Linked DNA regions of Homo sapiens: region 1 is linked to region 2. A link is a contact called in ENCODE Hi-C or POLR2A ChIA-PET data. All regions are on one chromosome and are shown on one strand. Each heading gives the region's core, a stretch centred on a gene start or an enhancer-like site at or near the end of the contact. The rest is flanking DNA. Distances are from core to core; before and after follow the strand shown.

The links. Hi-C counts contacts between places; a loop is a spot of excess contacts on that map. ChIA-PET counts read pairs that join two places held with the same protein, here RNA polymerase II (POLR2A). Pooled maps may share reads with other maps.
Region 1: a map with no recorded cell type shows a loop between it and region 2 (2.2-fold over the local background). The contact joins two enhancer-like sites. A Hi-C loop is called at or near these places in 1 of 168 maps with a recorded cell type or tissue (Right ventricle myocardium inferior), 1 of 37 single-sample maps with no recorded cell type and 4 of 50 pooled maps. POLR2A ChIA-PET finds 5 or more read pairs at or near these places in 3 of 52 experiments (CD4-positive, alpha-beta T cell, OCI-LY7 and activated CD4-positive, alpha-beta T cell).

What each region holds. Positions count from the first base shown.
Region 1 is chr4:113,681,242-113,688,044 of GRCh38, reverse strand. The region is part of intron 2 of CAMK2D (calcium/calmodulin dependent protein kinase II delta); the gene reads left to right. Among named protein-coding and RNA genes, the nearest start is that of CAMK2D, 77 kb to the left of the region's middle. Within about 2 kb of position 3,129, at least 23 of the 41 ENCODE cell types and tissues checked have a DNase peak (open chromatin) inside an H3K27ac peak, as active enhancers do; they include OCI-LY7, where a contact is called at or near this core.
Region 2 is chr4:113,589,369-113,595,982 of GRCh38, reverse strand. All of the region lies in intron 4 of CAMK2D (calcium/calmodulin dependent protein kinase II delta), which reads left to right. Among named protein-coding and RNA genes, the nearest start is that of CAMK2D, 170 kb to the left of the region's middle. RefSeq lists silencers at 2,174-2,223, 2,236-2,530. Within about 2 kb of position 2,207, at least 2 of the 41 ENCODE cell types and tissues checked have a DNase peak (open chromatin) inside an H3K27ac peak, as active enhancers do; they include OCI-LY7, where a contact is called at or near this core.

The DNA.
Region 1 (6,803 bases), core at 1,880-4,379, 91 kb before region 2:
AATTAAATGCTTTTATTTTGCTGAGCCTGATCTACCTAGTGAATGTTTTATTTCTCTCCGTGTGTGTATTTCATTTTGCAAATATAAGTATTATTCTGTGTACTGCTTTATTAGTTATAATTCATGTATCATTTTGTAACAGAGAAGTATCTTAAAATTATAATGTTTGCACAAGATTCTCTGTGATGATTGAACCAAGAAGGGATGTAGGAAACAGGTAGGGTGCCTGATGATTTAATATTTCATCTTAAAGACAAAGGAGAATAAAAACAGTCCATTTGTATTTGGCTGCTTTTATGTTACTGGCAAGAACAGTCAGAAGCTCCCCATTTTCAACTGGTGGTTGGGTGTCCAAGGAATTCTTGAGTTTGTTATTTCATATGAAGGATGTGCCAGATAAAAACCCTTAGAGACCGAAAGTTTCCTTGTTTAGTCACAAGACAAACTTGCTCTTTTCTTGTAGCAAACTATATTACTACCCTTTGTCTGACTTGTTGATTTCGAGTTGGAGGGCAGTGTCCATTGGTCCATGTCAGTCACTAGTGCACCTAATAAAAGGCCTAACAGATATTTAGGTTGTCAGTGTTTGCATGCTAGTTGGTTAAGCCATCTGAATTGGATTTGATTGATGACCTCGCTTGCCCTTAAGAAGAGGGTTTGTGACCACAAGCCACAGAAAATGACATGTAAGATCAATTGATGGTTAGTAAGTTAAAAAACATCCCATCACCCATTTTGTGTGAATATTGTATTGCTATGGGTTTTACTTGGGAACATATAAAAAGGTTACCACATACTCCAATATGTGTTTTTCCTACATTTCAGTAACACCTGAATGGAAATCTAACATGAGGACTGTTGAAATTATTTTTTTCAAATGGGGAAGGGAGAAGAAGGTTAATAATTTTCCATACTCAGATTAGAAAGGTCACGACCATATCAGTTCAAAGAAGAGAATGCATGTGCTCATGGCTGGTTACCAGGTGAATTTTGCAAACATTTTATTATATACATAGTTGATTTTTTTTCCTTCCTGGGAAACTTATATCCATGAATCTGGAGTTTTACATTTTGGAGCTACATTTTTTGGTCCCTTCTACCTATATTATTTTTAAAAGATATCTTTATTTTAAAATTGAGCAACTTGAAGTGTATGTGTGTGTGTGTGTGTGTGTGTGTGTGTATACACATACCTGTATTGTAAATAAGAAAGGTGCTTAATAAGTTTGTCTTAAAACTCATGAAAGCTTGGCGTAAAATCTCACACTAATCACTATGGATGAGAATGGCTCTCGTTGAGAAATAAGGGCTGATGGCTTTTTTCTCAATGATCATGTTAAAAATATATTGAGAGCATTGTAGGACTCCAGATGCTTGGGTTGTGGCTCACAATTTTTACAGAATTAATTTCCAAAATTCTTGATTACTCCAGGAGGAAATTTATTCCAAAAGTAAGCTGTGTGCTTCCTTCTTAAATTTAAAAATTAATGCATCAAAGGTGTAATAAAAATCATCTCTTACAATTAGAGGTCCTAAAGAAATGTTTGAATTATTATGGCAATTAGAAGGGTACCTTACTTAAGATTTTGAGAGTTTTGTTGCTAGCAAAGCAGAGAAATAAAAAGTTAATTACTTTTGTAAGGGAAAACTTGGGAATATAGGTATGTCCCTGTACCTTTTCAGATATGTAAACAATATTTAGGTATTTTTACAGAGAATTGAGAAAAAGTACAGGCACTGACACTACTACAACCATAGTAGAAGACACTACTACAAAGATAGTAAAGGACAACTTTCTATGTAGATAAATATCAGTTATTTGGAGTTTATTATCTGAAAATATTTTGATAATTTCTTCCCATTTCTTTCAAGATAAAAATTAAGTTTTAATAGCAGATATCTTGCTTAGAATCAAGTACATTTTAGTGACTTGGCATTTATTCATTATTCGTTTATTTAGTTTATCACTTTTTTTTTTTTTTGAGACAGAATCTCTTTCTGTTGCCCAGGCTGGAGTGCAAGGCATGATCACGGCTCACTGCAATCTCCGCCTCCCAGGTTCAAGCAATTTTCATGCCTCAGCCTCCCGAGTAGCTGGGATTACAGGCATGCGCCACCACATCCAGATAATTTTGTATTTTTAGTAGAGACGGGGGTTTCACCATGTTGGTCAAGCTGGTCTTGAACTCCTGACCTCAAGTGATCCACCTACCTCAGCCTCCCAAAGTGCCAGGATTACAGGCATGAGCCACCGTGCCTGGCCCTTGCTTGTAGACTTTCATTCTCTGGTTCCATACTCCACAATATTATCAGCCCTATCTCTCAAAAATAGCATTGGTTATATTATAGCATCAATTAATTACATTGACATAAAATTAAAATGTCTCTACTTGTCACTTCTTGTAATATTACCTAATTTTGTTTTTCTCTAATTTTTCATAATTTATACACCTAATTTATTACCTTTCACGGGCTCATGTGTTTCCTATTTAAAGTCTGAAATGTGGCCAGGTGCAGTGGCTCATGCCTGTAATCCCAACACTTTGGGAGGCTGAGTTGGGAGGATCACTTGAAGCCAGGAGTTCAAGACCATCCTGGGCAACATGGTGAAACCCCATCTCTACCAAAAAATATGAAAATTACCAAGTGTTGTGGCGCACGCCTATAGTTCCAGCTACTTGGGAGGCTGAGGTGGGAGGATTGCTTGAGCCCTGGGAGGCAGAGGCTGCAGTGAGCAGAGATCGCGCCACTCCACTCCAGCCTGGGTGACAGAGTAAGACCTTGTCTAAAAAAAAAAAAAAAAAAGAAGTCTGAAATGTAAGTCATTTGTATCTGTTCAAATGATATAAGGTGGTATCAAGCATTCTTACACATGATGGTGGTCTTAGAAAATCATTTAGAGGATGCTAGGAGAAAAATTGAGCTGCCATCTGGAGAGGCTGCTGGATTGGCGACTCCCTCCTATCATTGGTTTACTCTCTCCAGGTGCCTTACTAAAGAGAATCAACAAAGAGAGAAGGACTTTGCTCAGTACCTTCTGCCTTAGAGGCCTGTCTGGTCATCTGCTGCCAGCTCTTTCCAGGGAGAGATGAGGAGCAGCAGGCCTGTGCTCTCAAGCCCTCAGGGAATGCACTGCCTCCAGTGGGACAGAGTGGAGCTGTTGCTTGTGTCATTGCTGCAGCACATTATTTGAAACTGACCTCAAGACTTGGATTTGCTCAGTTTATTTTTAGAAGTAATGACAGTATAGCACTTTGAGGCCTGAATGTTATTTCTAGACAAGAGTAATACTGTTTTTCTGAGAAGTAGAATTTCAGGATTTCAAATGGATTTTTTGGTAAATATTTCTGAAGCTTTTCCAGTAACTGAGACTTTCTGGGCAGAAAGGCAAGATGGGACATAGTGTGCATCCTCTGTTCTTGCTGACCTCAGTATCTCAGAGTGTGACTAGACGCTGTTACCGAGCAGCTGCATAGTCATCTTCTTCCCTTGTTCTGAGCAAGTCCTCTGTTACACAAAGAAGAAAAAAGCAATCATTCTTTTCAGTCATTTACCTTCCAACTTACTAAATTTGAAATTATAATTATACATACAGTACATACAAGGTTGTCTGTAGGGAGTATATTTGTTTTTATGTCTTATATTCTGGCATGTATATGAGTTTGCCTAAGAGATTTGGAGATACATACACATGCATACATACATGTGTCTGACTTTTTATGTAAATATATTTTGTATGACGTGTTAATTTATATGATACATGGCTATCCAATGTGGTTATCTCTACAAAGAAATGTACTCACAGATGCATTTAATTTTTACAGATACAATTTTCATTAGCTTTCTAACTGAAGTCCCTGCCTGTAGACTTTCATTCTCTGGTTCCATTGTGTACTCCACAGTGTCATCAACCCTGATTTTCAAAAACAGCATTCATAGCCAGCAGTTTTGTCTTGCTTCCTATATGCCAGGCACTGTTCTAACTTTTTATATATAAATCTCTCAACAATTCCATGAGGTAGGTGCTGTTAACATCCTCATTTTACAAAAGAAGAAACTGAGGTACAGAGAGGTCAAAAAGCTCACTCTAGGTCAGAAACAATCCTAAGTGGTAAAGTCAGTCTGAACCCAGGCAGTCTAACTCTAAAATCTATACTCTTAACTACTATATTGTGTTGCACACAGAATCTGGTTCCTCGTGCCTCTGATCAAAACCGATATTTCCTGCAGCAGAAAATCTTAACATATTAGCACAGGATTAATTTGTTAGCTTTTTATGTTTTTCCCTGCTCACATTTGAGGTTGTTATCCACAGACAAGTATATCAAACTATTGCTGTTCTCCAAACCTTCCAGATAGTTTTCTGACTCTGTGATGTTAATCATGCTATTCCTTTTATCTGAAATTTACTTCATCTTTTTCTACCCAGAAAACGCCTATTTATTCTTCAAAGCCCATATCAGCCTTCACAACTCTTTTATGCATTGTTGTAAAATTGTATTTTCTCTCATCTGTGTTTCCGTAGCACTTAATAAGTAACTCCGGTTTTGGTGCTTCTTTCATTGTATGGTGGTGTTTATTTGCCCTTAAGTGTCATGTGCTCTTCATTGGGAGTACCATCTCCCCTCTGCTGATTTCATTCAACTGTCTAGTAACCAGATTCACCTCTCAGCCATGTTCCTGTATCATCAGTGCTGCTCTGCGGTGCCCTGTCTGGTTTTCAGTCACAGTTTCCTGTGCAGGTGGTGGAGGATTTTGAAATGCTTGAAACTGAACCATTACACCCACTTGAGATAGTTTCTTTTGTCTGTGTATGATAGGAGGTGGGTGGGGAAAAATAAGTGCACACAGCCTATTACCTGGAGTTGAGATCACCAATTAAATGTCATGAATAGGGTAAGATAACACATATTAGTTGTGTTTAAAATATTTTGCTCCTTAGATTTTTATTCACTCTTCACTTTAATTTAGAAAGGCAGTTTTCAGATGTTGGATGAGCATTGACTAATTTCCAAATACCTTTTTATTTGTTTTCTGCATTATAGATCATGTGACTCAAATGTATTTAGGGTAGCTAGCAGATGATTGAACATGATGAAACTATGAGTCTTTTATTTATCTAAGTAAAGCAGTGAATGCAGATGGGTTTATTATAGTCATAGGGCCCCATGTACTTTAGTCCTTATTTCATCCAGCAAAACTTCGATGACTAATTTTGACTTCAATTGAGGAATATTTTATTTAAAACATTTGCTTAGAATAATAGTCATTGTAAAGGAACACTTTTCATGTGTTTACTGAACCAAATGCTAAGATGATACAATTCCTAATTTTAAATAAGATAAATATCAAATTATAGGTTTTTGCATAATTTTAGTAAAATAGATGTGAGAAAGATTGGAGATTATGTGAGGATTCTAGGTACTTAAGTTGGAGTAGAGGAGAAAGAAGGAAGAAATGGCCTACTCATAATTGCATTACAGTTTTTTTCAGTCTTGAACAGAAGTTGAAGTCTGAATGGTACTGAAGTAAATGAGAGATTCAAATCCAAAAGAAGAAAAAGTCCTCATTATAAATTTTGGAAATGCATAAAAATGGTGAATGATAATATTCTGATATTTGAAAAAATAAATAAAGCTACATTTTAAAATTTAATTTATAAAAGTCTGAGTGACTTTTTAATAAATTAAAATTTGAAATTATAAATTTATATGAGAAATTAATTTTTCTCATATAAAAATACATTTTTATAAATTTCTCATATACTTTCCTCTTAAAGCAGTTTATATGTGGCAATTTTTTAAAAAATGAATAAATTAAAACTGAAGATTGCTCTTCCTCTTCTATCAAAACAGCTAAAACATTTAGCTCCTATTCTGTGATGCAAAGTTTAACATATGTAATCTGATTTAATTCTTGCAGTTACCTGTACAGCATTATCATCTTCCATCATATATGCATGGAAAATTAAGCTTAGCAATTTCCCCAGAAAGGAAGGGGTAGAATAGGATTTAAACTCAGGTCCACTGCTCCTGTATCCCATGCTTTTTCTAGTATATTTTGGTAGAGAATGTCAGTTTTGAGTACAGACATACTTTGTGCTGGAGAAACCAGCAAACTGGAATTACAAACTAATCAAATGACAAAATGGAACTGGAAAAGGCTGTTTTTTTTTTTTAATTGAATATGTTACTGGCATATGTAAAACAGAAGTCATTTAAATAAGATATTCATATTTCAGTTGTCGTTTAAATATCAGTAGAGAGTTTGATTAAATAGTGGATTGTCTGGGTGTCTTTATCCATGATCTTTGCCCCTGCAGTTATGATCACTTATTTTTATAGCATGGAATTAACTCAGCATAAAATTTGAGGTGAGATTTTGTTACTCAAAATAATCTTGAAGTTTTCTGGGATTAGTGAATGTTTTCTTGGGACTGGCCATGTCACTCACTATCTTTGCACTGAAAATGAAGAATATACAGTATATTAGTCCATTTTCATGGTGCTATTAAGAACTGCCCAAGACTGGGCAATTCATAAAGAGGTTTAATTGACTCACAGTTCCACATTGCTGGGGAAGCCTCAGGAAACTTACAATCATGGTGGAAGGGGAAGCAAACACATCCTTCTTCACATGGCGGCAGGAGAGAGAAGTGCTGAGCAAAGGGGGAAAAGCCCTTTATAAAACCATCAGATCTTGTGAGATCTCACTCACTATCATGACATCATGGGGGTAACCACCCCCATGATTCAGTTACCTCCCACCAGGTCCTTCCCCTGACATGTGGGAATTATGGGAAC
Region 2 (6,614 bases), core at 958-3,457:
TATCAAACAGCATCACATGCTACAGAGAAACTTCCTGAAAAAAAGTCAATCAATATGCAGCAAACTTAATTGTTGCCTTATTTTAAGAACCTACGACAGCCACCCTAGCTTTCAGCAGCCACCACCCCATCAGTCAGCACCATCAACACTGAGGCGAGAACCTCCACCAGTAAAAAGGTTACAGCTCACTAAAGTCTTAGATGATCATTAGCGTATTTAGCAGTAAAGTATTTTAAAATTATGATATGTCACATTGTTTTTAGAGATAACGCTATTGCACATTTAATAGACCATGGTATAGTGCAAACATAACTTCATATGCACTGTGAAATAAAGCTGTGACTCATTTTATTGTAATATTTGCTTTATTGTGGTGGTGTGGAACTGAACCCACAATATCTCCTATACTACTTCATGGGTAGTATCGGTATCTTATAATAACAAAATGTTAGTCTTCTCTCCTGTCCCTTGTATCACTGCTGTTATTTATTTCACTTATACATAAGTACACACACACACACACACACACACACACACACACAAGCATACATAATTGAATAAATTGTTGCTATTATTACTTTGGACAAACTGTTACCTATTAGATCAATTTAGAATATGAAAAATAGTTTTTATTGTCTTCACTTATTCCTTCTTTGATTCTCTTTCTGGCTGTAGATCTGAGTTTCCAATCTTTGTAATTTTTCTTCTCCTGAAAACTTTGTTTTAAACATTTCTTGCAAGACAGGTCTACAGTTTCTTTTTGTTTGTCTGAGAAAGTATTTATTTTCTCACATTTGAAGGATAATCTCACAGAATATAGAATTCTAGGGTTTTTTGGTTTTGTTTTCTTCTTAACACTTTGTTTCATTCCACACTCTTCTTCTTGCCTAGTTTCTGAGAATCTTTGTAAAGATTTTTTCTTTGTTTTTTCTTTTTCTTTGTTTTTCTGATGTTTGAATGTGGTATGCCTAGGGATTGTTTTTTAGTATTTATCATACCTTGTGTTCTCTGAGTTTCCTGGATCTGAGGAAACTGTCAAACTGTTATTGCTGTCTCACAATAATTATTCAGGAAGTTATCAGTCATTATTGCTTCAAATGTTGTTACTATTTCTTTCTCTCTTTCTTCTCCTTCCACTATTCCCATTACACAAATTACACATATTTACACTTTTTGTCATCGTCCCACAATCTAAGTTGTCTTGGATATTCTTTGCTTTCTTTTTTATCAGTCTTTTTCTTCCTTTGCTCTTCAGTTTTAGAAGTTTTTTCTATTGTCATATCTTCAGGCTTAGAGATTCTTTTCTCAGCCCTGTCTAGTCTACTAATGAGCCTATCAAAGACATTCTCCATTTTTCTGGTATAGTGCTTTTGATGGTCAAGCTAGCATTTCTATTGGATTCTTTCTTAGAATATTCATCTCTCTGTTTACATCATCCACCTGTTCTTGCATGGCATCTTATTTTTTCCATTAAAGCCCTTCATATATGATTCACAGTTTTAAAAAATGTCTGGTCTGATCATTCCCACATATTTGTCATATTTGACTCTGGTTCTGAAACTTTTTCAGTCTCTTCAAACTGTGTTTTTGCCCTTTAGTATGCCTTGTTATTTATTGAAAGGTGGGCATGATGTACTAGGTGATATGGTTTGGATCTGTGTCCCCACCAGATCTCATGTTGAATTGTAATCCCCAGTGTTGGAGGTGGGGCCTGCTGGGAGGTGATTCGATCATGGGGTTGGATTTCTCACGAATGGTTTAGCACCATCCTCTTGGTACTGTCCTCGTGATAAGGAGTGAGTTCTCCTGAGATCTGTTCATTTAAATGTGTGTGGCCTTCCTCCTTCTCTCTCTTGTTCCTGCTTTCAGCATGTGAAGTGCCTGTTGCTGCTTTGCTTTCTGCCATGAGTAAAAGCTCCCTGAGGTCTCCCCAGAAGCAAATGCTGCCATACTTCCTGTGCAGCCTGAAGAAGAGCCAGTTAAGCTTGCTATAAATTACTCAGTCTCAGGTTTTTCTTTATAGCAATGTGAGAATGGACTAATACACTAGGTTAGGAAAAAAAAAAGCACAACTCTGGTAAATAAGCCTTCAATAATAATAGTGGTAAGTTATGGGGAAAGAGGAAGCATTCTGTAGTCCTATATTTAGATCTCAGTCTTTTCATAAGCCTGTACCTCTAGACTGTGATCTACACTGGTGCTTAAGGGTACAGCTGGGTAGAATTGGGGATTTCTATTTCCCTAGGTTTGTTAGACTCTGATAAAACCCCAGCAGGTTGGGCTCTACTAAAGTAGTTGTTCCTGAGGGCAGACCTTGTTAAGACAAACAGCATTCTCTGCCATATTTCAAAGTTGTTTCTTTTCTCCTCCTTCTTCCAGAAGCAGAAAGAGATTTTTCCTCTGGTATTCACTGTGAAGCTCTGATACAACTCTTGGAAGTAAAACTCACAGAAGTGTGAGGATCCCCTTAAGATTAGGTCCCCCTAAAGTTTTTATCTTTCAGACTTGTCCACACTGATCCTTCAGCAATTCATCAGTTAAAAGTTTATGTTTTCCTACCTCATGATGGTTCAGAGGAGGTTTCTGCTCGTGGATTTCTGCTCTGATAAATTGTGACACTCTATCCTAACCTGTCTTACTCTCCAATTTTAGGGGCAGCAGTTTGCACTGTAAACTCACTTCTATGGCAGATCTAAGAAGAGTGTTAATTTGTCAGTTTGTTCAGTATTTTACTTGTTCTAATTACAGAGTGATGGACTTTTAAGCTCCTTACACACCATACCGGAAACCAAAAGTCCTCATAATGCTTTATTTAAAATGTTAAATTTAGGCTGGGCACAGTGGCTTATACCTGTAATCCCAGCACTTTGGGAGGCCAGGGTAGGCAGATCACTTGAGGCCAGGAGTTGGAGACCAGCCTGGCCAAGATGGCGAAACCCAATCTCTATTAAAAATACAAAAATTTGCCAGGCATGGTGGCACACACCTGTAATCCCAGCTACTTGGGAGGCTGAGGCAGGAGAATCACTGGAACCCGGGAGGCAGAGGCTGCAGTAAACTGAGATCATGCCACTGCACTCCAGCCTGGGTAGAGCAAGAGACTCTGTCTTAAATAAATAAATAAATAAAATGTCAAATTTTATAAAAATCCAGTTATAAACTACTAAATGGTTTGGATTTGAAAATACAAGCAAGGCATAATAATTCATTAGCTGGAGGTCAGAAATCAAGACTAGAAATTTACATTTTTAAGACATGTTTAAGATTATTAGTTTGATCTGTTTCTTATATATTATAGGTTGCCGAGACGGATAATAAAAGCAGTTTGATATTTCTCAGAAAAAAAAATCTGAAACTTTAAAAAAAATCATACTCCATTGGAATTTGATGTTGAGGCATTAAAGAGATTTACTACCTCTTTTGTTTAACTAGATTTTGAAAGCACAATTTTCTCAAAAAGTTAATTAAATGTAAAATCATGGATGCTTATTAAATTGGTGCCTTCTTAAGTAAATTCTTTTCAGCTTCTGGGTCAGATGGTTCTCCTTGAAAGAGGCTAGAATTGCTGTATTCAGTATTAATTGCCATTTTGGAGACAATATCTGTGGACTGTCAGTGACATTCTGCTATGAAAGAGAATCTGGAAAAGTTACAATTTAAAACATGTTAGGCTAAGTTTAGCAGTCAGCTTCTTCAGTATGTGATGATATTTTCTGCCATGCACTCATCCATTTCATCTCCCAGCCTGGACTTTGCAGACAGGAAGCCCAACTCCCACTTAATCCCTGCTTACTTTTCACTTCTACTTGAGACACCCAAACTTGGCAGGTTCTGCTGTCGGCTTGCAGTTAACCACAACCACCAACCCCCCTCAGCTTTGGTACTTTAGACATTCTCTGTAAATAGATTTGCTATTATAATACATTCATTCAATGAATACTTATTAAGTACTAATTATATGCAAAGAACTTTGCTAAGTACTAGAGGTAAACCCATGAATAAGACATATCTGCCTACAAAGAGCTTACAACCTAGTAGAGACAAGAAACCATAAACTGTGGTGAGCCCTAAGACAAGGTGAGCTCCCAGAAGGAAATGGTGTCTAATGAGCTGGGGAATGGGAAGACACAGAAGACTCTACATTGAGTAGAATTTACTTAGTCACAGATTCTAGCTCCTCCCTGCAATGCCAAGAAGAACAACATGTGCAAAGGCCCAGAGGGGACAGACGTGGAAAATTGTAGAAATGTAGAGGTTAGTGTGGATGAGCTATTACATTTAAGGGTGAAAGGAGAGCACGGTAAGGCTCTGAGAACTGAAGAAACCAGCTGGGAGCAATTTCCAAAGCAACTTCCAGTTTTACCATCCTTGCATTAAAATGTGATCCTGATTTTTTAAAATAGAGTTAAGGGGAGTGACCTGATGAGATACACATTTAGAGAAATCATTCTAGCTACAAGTTGGAGAACATTGGCATCCTAGTGAGAGATGCTAGTTTTTGGAACTGAGCAATGCAGTGGGAGCGAATAAAAGTGGAAAGTTTAGAGAGTAATTAAAGGGGTAAAAGTAATAGATATGATGATTAATTGGATCTGAACCTCTTCTATTGAAGCCTTCTATTTAGAACATTTCATTTCTAAATAACTACAATAATCTGATTAGAGAAAAGAAGATTTTATCTCTCATGATGGTTTGACTAGCTGATAGCTGTGTCATTGACAACAGTTAATGCAATGACATTGTGTTAATAGACATTTAGCAGACTCAGAAATAGGTACTTATTCCCTTTTTTTTTTTGAATTTTGACTACGTGAATAAAATAAGTAAAACTTCTAAAATAGGAAAGATAATGGCAATAGGTCCCAGGAAGCTATGTGACTTGACAAACAAGCAGATTTTGAGAGAAGACCTTCCTTCCCTTTACTAACTAAAGCAAGGATGTAAACAGCACTAAAACATACCAGGCACTCAACAAACATCTGTTGAATTGTTGACTTATTAGTTGTTTAATGTTGACTTATTATTTCACATTTTAAATAAGTCAAAAAGTAGAAGCAATTATTGAGCATACATCAGCTGAAATTTAATATATTCATTCTTGATGTATACATGTATTTTACCTAATATACAGTCATATTGTGTGATATGTGTCAGTTCTGTGAGGTAGTGAGGGCAAAGATCTAACTGAGTAGAGTTATTCTGTCCCAGTTATTTTAAGTAAGATGTTACTTTTGTTTTAAAGAATATATGAAAGAGAAATATTAATTAGATTTTTCATAAATGCTTTTGAAGTTTATAAGTTTTGAATTACAAATTAGTAATCTAAAATTAACCAGAACTTTTATTGGAGCCTCAAAAAAAGCTTTCAAAGTAGAACTGGAAGAAAATTATAATTTATGATCTTGTTCATCTTTCTTCTTTGCTGTTCTCGTGTAGTGATAGACGTGTTAATGAAAAGTTTTATGCATAGGAAATTGACTATCTTGAATCATGATTATCCATTGACTTTCACTGTAATTTCTTATATTTCTTGTTAAAAGGGAGGATGGGGAATCAGATTTTAGAATTTTCTTTAAAGGAGTTCTGTCATTCTCCTAAATAACATACTTTTTTCTTCTGTGTCTGATATATTTCCATTTAATTGCCTGATGTTTCTCTTAGCAAGAAATTAAACCAATATACTATCAAGTTAACCTGTCTGTCTTCCCTATCAGATAGATCTCTATCTATATTTGTTTTCTCAGTGTCTTGCTCAGTTTCTGGAACTAGAAAATGCTCAATAAATATTCATTGAGCCAAAGTGAATGTTTAAGATTCTACATTCATTTATCCATTCACTTATTCATTCAACAGATACATTTAGTGTTTTTTTATGTAGCTGGTACAGTGCTGGTCCCTGAAGCCCAAAATGAGTAGGATTTTGTGCCTCTCTTCAAGATATTTTAAGTCTTTTGAATATTCATTTAACCTTATTAACATGCATATATTCAAAATATCATAGAGGTAATTTGGCCATACCATAGAGGTAATTTCCTTCCACCCTTTTGTATCTTCTTTGCGGGTTCTTCCTCATCTCCCAGACATTTAAACGTAGGAGTACAAGGGCTTGGTCCTTGGGCATCATGCATTCTCTGCTTATACTTGCTTCTTAAGAATCTCATCCAGTATCATGGCTTTAAATTATTCCATCTATAAGCTAATGATATCCAAATTTACAACTGCTACTCAGACCTCTACCCAAACTCCAGACTTGCGCATTCTGTTGCCTACTCACTATCTCTACTTGCATGTCTAATTGGCATCTCAAATTTAAGATATCTAAAACAGTTCTCCTCATCTCTCTAAGGTCAAAGTTACTCCTCTTAGTGGCAACTCCGTCTTTTTCAGGCTCACAGTCCAAAAACCTTAGAGTAATTATTGACTCATTGCGCCCTTCTCTTACTTACCATATTTGACTCATCAGCAACTCCTATTAGATTCAAAATACATTCAGAAACTGAATATATTTCACTCCGCTCCAGCCATACTGCCTTACTCATAGCCTGGTGCATGCTAGGCATATCTCAACTTCAAGACATTTGCACTTCTTGAATCTAATATATTCAGAACTTGAA